Linked DNA regions of Homo sapiens: region 1 is linked to region 2. The links are chromatin contacts, found by Hi-C in ENCODE. All regions are on one chromosome and are shown on one strand. Each heading gives the region's core, a stretch centred on a gene start or an enhancer-like site at or near the end of the contact. The rest is flanking DNA. Distances are from core to core; before and after follow the strand shown. Region 1 holds the start of ADSS1 (adenylosuccinate synthase 1). Region 2 holds the start of CLBA1 (clathrin binding box of aftiphilin containing 1).

Region 1 (2,888 bases), core at 154-2,653, 260 kb after region 2:
GGGATGTGCTTGCCTGCTGCTTAGGACGGAGAGCAAGGGGGGAGGTCCCCCACTGTTCCAGGAAGAACTTTCTAGGAAGCCACAGTCCCTTCCGGCAGGAGGGGCTCGGACAGCCCTGAGCCACACAGGGTGCTGGGCTGACTCCCTTCGTCTTGGGCCCCAGCCCTCCTCTCTGGAGCTCAGGAAGGAGGCCACAGAACCCGGAGAAGGGACGGTGCGGGGGCCCTTGTTCCATTATTGGCAGCAGCCCCAGGCAGGCTCCAAACCCCAGACGCGTGCATCCCAAAGTTGACCCCTTTGTGCCTGGAGCTGTAAGTCAGCCCATGGGCAGCAGACTTGGCTGCCCTGGCATGGGGCATGTAGCCCCAGGGTGGCGGCCCGAGAGAGTGCCCAGTGTGCAGCTCAGTCAGAACAGATGGGGGCGCTGAGAGCAGCTGCCGGCTGGCAGAGGCCCAGCCCTGGGCCCTGGGGGACAAAGCAGGTCTGGCCTCCTCGGTGGCACTGCCAGCCACGGGGTCACCCTGGCCAGAAGTCTGTGGCCCTCCCTCTCCCATGTCTGGCTAGGATCGTCCCAAGCACCCTCCCTCAGGCGCGGCCCCAATTGCCCCCCAGGACGGCCTGGCCCCCTTCCACCTCTGCCTCTCCTTGGCTGACTCACCGGGGTCACCCCCACCCAGCAGGCAGCTTTTACCCCCTCCACCACCTGCAGACCTTGCGGGGAGCCAGGTAAGCCCTATCCCAGACCCAGACAGGCCCCAGGTGATCACTGTAAATGAGGAAGGGGGGTGTCTTGGGGGTCCTCAAACCATCCTGGGGCTGGGTCCTCTGGTTCCCCCATGGAGGGTCCAGCGTCACACCCATGGCATGCGCCACCCCCTAAGGATCGGGTGTCCCCAACTCAGCGACTTGTATTTATAGCTGTGCCCTGGCCCGCTGCCGGGGTGGTGGAGTAGGGGTGGGTGGAAGGAGGGCGGTGTGTGTGGGTCGGGGGTTGTGTGAGTGGTGCGTGTGCGTGCGTGGGTGGGGTGGCCCTGGGAAAGGTGCTCCCGGAAGGAAGGCATCCAAGCGGGTGAGTGACCGGCCAGGGCATGGGAGGACAGGGGCCGTCTGGGTCGGGGGAGGGGGGCTCGCTGGGCGGTGGGGGAGGGACCCGGCGCCCCAGCCCGCACCTGGCAGCGGCTGATGATGTCGGCGTCCGTGGCCAGCAGGTCCACCACCTTGCCTTTGCCCTCGTCCCCCCACTGCGCGCCCAGCACCACCGTCACGCGGGAGCCGGTCGCCGCCGCCTCCTGCTGCAGCCGCCCCCGCTTGACGCCGCCTGCGCCGGGGGGCCGGTCGTTGGAGGCTCGGGTCCCCGACATGCTGGCTTGGCTCTTCCGCTGCGCTGGCCCGGCCAGGAGCCCGCCGCCGCCGGCGTCCGCGCCATTAAATGGAGCCGGGCCGGGGCAGGGGGCGGGGCAGGGGGCGGGCCGGGGGAGGGCCAGGGCGGGCGCAGTGACGCCCCGGTGACCTCCGGCCGCCACATCCCCGCCCCCTCGCCGCTGCCCGGGAAGCCCAGTTGAGTCTCGAGCACTTTAGGGGTGAGGGGCCGCACGGACCAACGGCCAGGCAGGCAGATGGCCTGGGGAGCCGCCCCCACGAATTTGCCAACGGAGGCAGTTTCTCGCTAGCCCGTCGGGGACCAGGGCTTGTGCACCGCGACCTCACCCCCCACCAAGCCCTTGCCGGGCCCAGGACTTCGGGGTTCCAGCAACTGCAGGGGTGGTCGTTCCCTCCAGGGAAGGAGTGCGGTTTGCAAAAGGGGAGCTGCGTCCTGCACCCCACCTAGAGGGTCCGCACTCTCGAGGAGCGCACCTGCCCCCCGTGGAACCCCGAGTGCCCTGGGCGCGGGCGCGCCCCCTGGCGGCCGCGAAGAGCCGCGCAGCGCGTCCTCTCCGAGGACTTTGTGTCCCCGCAACTGCCCGCACTTCTGCCCCACGGCAGGGGCCCCGCGTCCCGCCCGGGCGCGCTGTGGCTCGGGCCTGGCTGTAGCGAGCAGGCGGGCTCCAGCATGGAGCTCCGGCCCTCAGCACCCAAGTCTGGGGTAAAGGGACCCATCCTGTCAGCGTCACCTGGCTGGCATGGGAGCAACCCCCAGGGATGCACGCCACCGTGGGGCCCAGGTTCCCAAGAGGTCCCACACCAGACCTTCCCGGCCCAGCCTGTGGAGGGACTAGGCCCCAGAGGGAGGCGATGGTCTGCGAGGCTCCCGTGTTCCCGGCTGGTTGTCCTGTCTCACCCATCCCGCCCCACCCCTCCCAAGTAGATGAGGCTTGGAGGAAGCCAGCCCTGGTGGCCAAGAGAAGGGTCCTGGGGCCCCAAGGGCGGAAAAGAGAATCAGGTTCTTGCTTCAGAGCAGGGAGGCGGGGTCCTTTGTTCCCTCCCTGACGGCTCTCAGTTGCCAAAGAGCCTGGAGCCACGAGGCCCCTTGGGCTCAGGGCAACTCCAAGGCTAGTGACAGGGAGTCCATGGAGACGGGACACTCCCTGTGAGGAAGGAGTGGAGCTTGGGCCTGTCACAGCAAAGGTCGCTCACACTGAGTTAGTGATTCAGGTGCAGCCAAGGACACCACTGCCCACCCCTGCCTGCAGCCTCCCCACCCCTCCTCTCTTGGCACCTGACCGTGCCCCAGCCTGGGGGAGAGGGGCTGTTTGAAGCCTGGCCTCCTGCCCCCTGCACCCATGTCCCCAGTCCCCTCTTCTTCCACTGGGCACATCGACACTTCCTCTCCCTCAGCATCCTTGCGGGGAAAATGCCGTTGTATGGGTTCCAAGCAGTCAGTGGGGCCTCAGTGGAAAAGCAGTCTTCATGCATGAACTTCCTAGTGCCACCTTGGGGGTGACAGCTGG
Region 2 (2,728 bases), core at 198-2,697:
AGACTTTTGAACTCAGCAGATTCAGAATTCAGACAAAAAGCTCCTCCTCAAATGCCCTGAGCTGGGGCCAGTGCAGCCCCCACCAATGGGGAATGGACAGGCTGGGGGAGGAATGGTCAGAAAGAGCGACCCAGCTCAGGTGGCCCCCACCTGGCCTTCGTGTGACCCATTTCTGCAGCCTCCTCTGCCAACTCATTGCTTCCCTGGCCTCAGGATGGGACTGCCAACCACATGGCCAGGGACGAAGGCCAGGAGAGAAGCAGACGCTCTGGGGCTGTCAGCCCCCTCCCTGGCCAGCACGCCACAGCATTCGAGGGCTGTAGGCCTCTTGGTGTGTACACGTCCCACTCAACATGGTGACCACAGCACAGCAGAAATACCTCAGAAGGTGGGACGGCAGAAGTTCCTGTCACCCAAGGTCCACCCTGGCATGGTTGGTGAGAACTGCACTCTTTTGGGGCAGAAGTGGTTCTCGGTGGCTGGGGTTCTGTGGGTCCCTCGAGGAGTTCAAGGGACTGTGAGAATTGTCCAGACTTGGCTGAAGATTCCCGAAAGCCTTCAAACTCCCCCCAAGTGCTGCTGTGTTCCCCAGGGTCAGGACATCGGGCAGTGCAGGTGGAACCGCCCTCACGGGGCATGGAGATGCTGGCTTTCCCATCGGACAGGAGAAGGTCGGGGCAGGTCCGTCTCCATTCCAAACTGTCATCACTCAGCCTCTCAGGTGCCACTCGGAGGGAAGCGCTGGCTGCTTCCTCCTGGAGGTCACTCAAAGGCTCTCCCCCCAGCTCCCGCCGGCCTTGCATCTTGGAGCCCCCAGGCCAGCAGAGGCCCGATGGGCAGCTGCTCAGGAGACATGCACGCCGGGGTGCTGGCCGCCCAGGACTGCCCAACCTTCCCCTGCCCTGGAGAGGGCCAGGGGACGCTGCAGGAGTGCCCCGGGCTGCCCAGTGGCTGACGGTGGAAAGTGCCCACGTGCTGCTGTGGAACTGACACAAACCACAGGAATGGCCCGGTCGCCCGGGAGTCCTGGCTTCCTCCCACGCAGGCGGGCGCGGAGTCCGACACAGAGGCGCGTACCAGACCCACGGCAGGTGTGAGAGGGGCGGCCCAAGGTGGGGCTCCTGCTCTGGAGAGAGCCGCGAGGGGGCCTGGGAGGCCCACGCTGGCCAGAGGAGCGAGAGCCGGGCGCCCGCGGGAGTCCCAAGTGGGAAGGAGTGGGTGCGGCGCCCCGGGGCCTCCCGAGAGTCCCTCTCGCACGCGGCCCGCAGAGCAGCCCTGGAACGCCTGGGCCTGGACAGGGCCCGAGGTGGCCGGCTAAGCGCCTGGCCCACGGCTCCCGAGAGTCCCCGCACCCACCTTGGTCGCCGCCTCGGCGGGGCCGCGCGGGACCAGGGCGAGAGAAACCTGCAACCAGCCGTTCCCTCCTGCCTGCGCCGCCCCGTTGCCTGGCAACGGCGTGCGCCAGCTCCGCTTCCGGCGTCCGTCGCCGTGGCGTCAGCACGCATCCGGGGCGAGGCCAGCGCCGGCCCCCGCCGTTCAGGACCCGCCCCGGACCCGCCCTCCCTGCCCCGGGCCGCCTCCGCTGCGGGTGGGATCGGGCTTCCACACTGGCCGAGCCCTGGGCGCCGGGCCGCTCGAGCTTTCTGTCCGTGCTCAGTTCGCCGCCCGAGTGGTTCTTTCTTTTTTTTTTTTTTCTTTTTTTTTTGAGACGGAGTCTCGCTCTGTCGCCCAGGCTGGAGAGCAGTGGCGCGATCTCGACTCACTGCAAGCTCCGCCTCCCGGGTTCACGCCATTCTCCTGCCTCAGCCTCCCGAGTAGCTGGGACTACAGGCGCCCGCCACCACGCCCGGCTGATTTTTTTGTATTTTAATAGAGACTGGGTTTCACCGTGTTAGCCAGGATGGTCTCGATTTCCTGACCTCGTGATCCGCCCGCCTCGGCCTCCCAAAGTGCTGGGATTACAGGCTTGAGCCACTGGGCCTGGCCCTAGAGTGGTTCTTTCTTCCTCACGACGAGCTCCCCAGGTCCGTCCCAGCGCACCCGTCACCCGCAGCCCCTTCTCCCGGCGCCCCGCAGCCTAACTTGCCGCGCCGCCGACCCCTCTGTGGGTGCAGCTGAGCGACGGCCCCTCAGGACCCCACCTGTCCCTGGCGAGAGCCAAGTCCGTCTTGCTGACTCCTGAATCCCAAAACCTCGCCCGCCCCTAACTCGTCCCCATTCCTGGGGGAAGGAGCTGCGGGGAGGCTCCACCCCTCCCTCGCAGGCCGCATGGAGTGCTCCCCTCCTTTGTCACCAGCCAGACCCGGGCAGAGCAGGGCTGACGGACAGCCCCTCTCCAGCCACTGGACGACCAAGGAGCTAGGCTGGCCTCTGGCAGCTCCCCTCCGGGCTTCCAGGCCTTCTGCCATCTGCCCTCACCCCCAGACTCAAGGAGTCAACCTTGACTCCATCTCCTCCCTGGCCTTCCCAGACTGGCCCCCATCACTGCCTCCTCTGGGTAAGGGGAGGGCCTGGCCCTGGTGAAGCCCTGAACCATGCCACCTACTGTCCACCCCCTATCTACCTCAGGCTCGCATTTCTCCCACCCTGGGGCCTGGGGCCCTGCCTGGACTCTGTCCTTGCTTGAATCACCCCTTCCCTCCCTGGTCCTTCTCAGCCAAGCTACAGAACAATTTAATTTTACAAATGACAAGATGAGATCATTCTCTGCACCTTAGACCCAGCCTCC

What was found. Hi-C counts contacts between places; a loop is a spot of excess contacts on that map. Pooled maps may share reads with other maps.
Region 1: a loop to region 2 is called in a pooled map, with 4 times the contacts of the local background. The contact joins the promoter of ADSS1 here to the promoter of CLBA1 in region 2. A Hi-C loop is called at or near these places in 1 of 50 pooled maps.

Annotation. Positions count from the first base shown.
Region 1 is chr14:104,722,744-104,725,631 of GRCh38, reverse strand. It overlaps ADSS1 (adenylosuccinate synthase 1), which reads right to left and starts at 1,403. Exons shown (of 13, transcript NM_152328.5): 1 at 1,170-1,403. The coding sequence starts at 1,361. RefSeq lists an enhancer at 1-356 and a silencer at 1,187-1,596.
Region 2 is chr14:104,984,507-104,987,234 of GRCh38, reverse strand. CLBA1 (clathrin binding box of aftiphilin containing 1) reads right to left here and starts at 1,447. Exons shown (of 5, transcript NM_174891.4): 1 at 381-1,447. The coding sequence starts at 803. RefSeq lists a silencer at 1,189-1,658.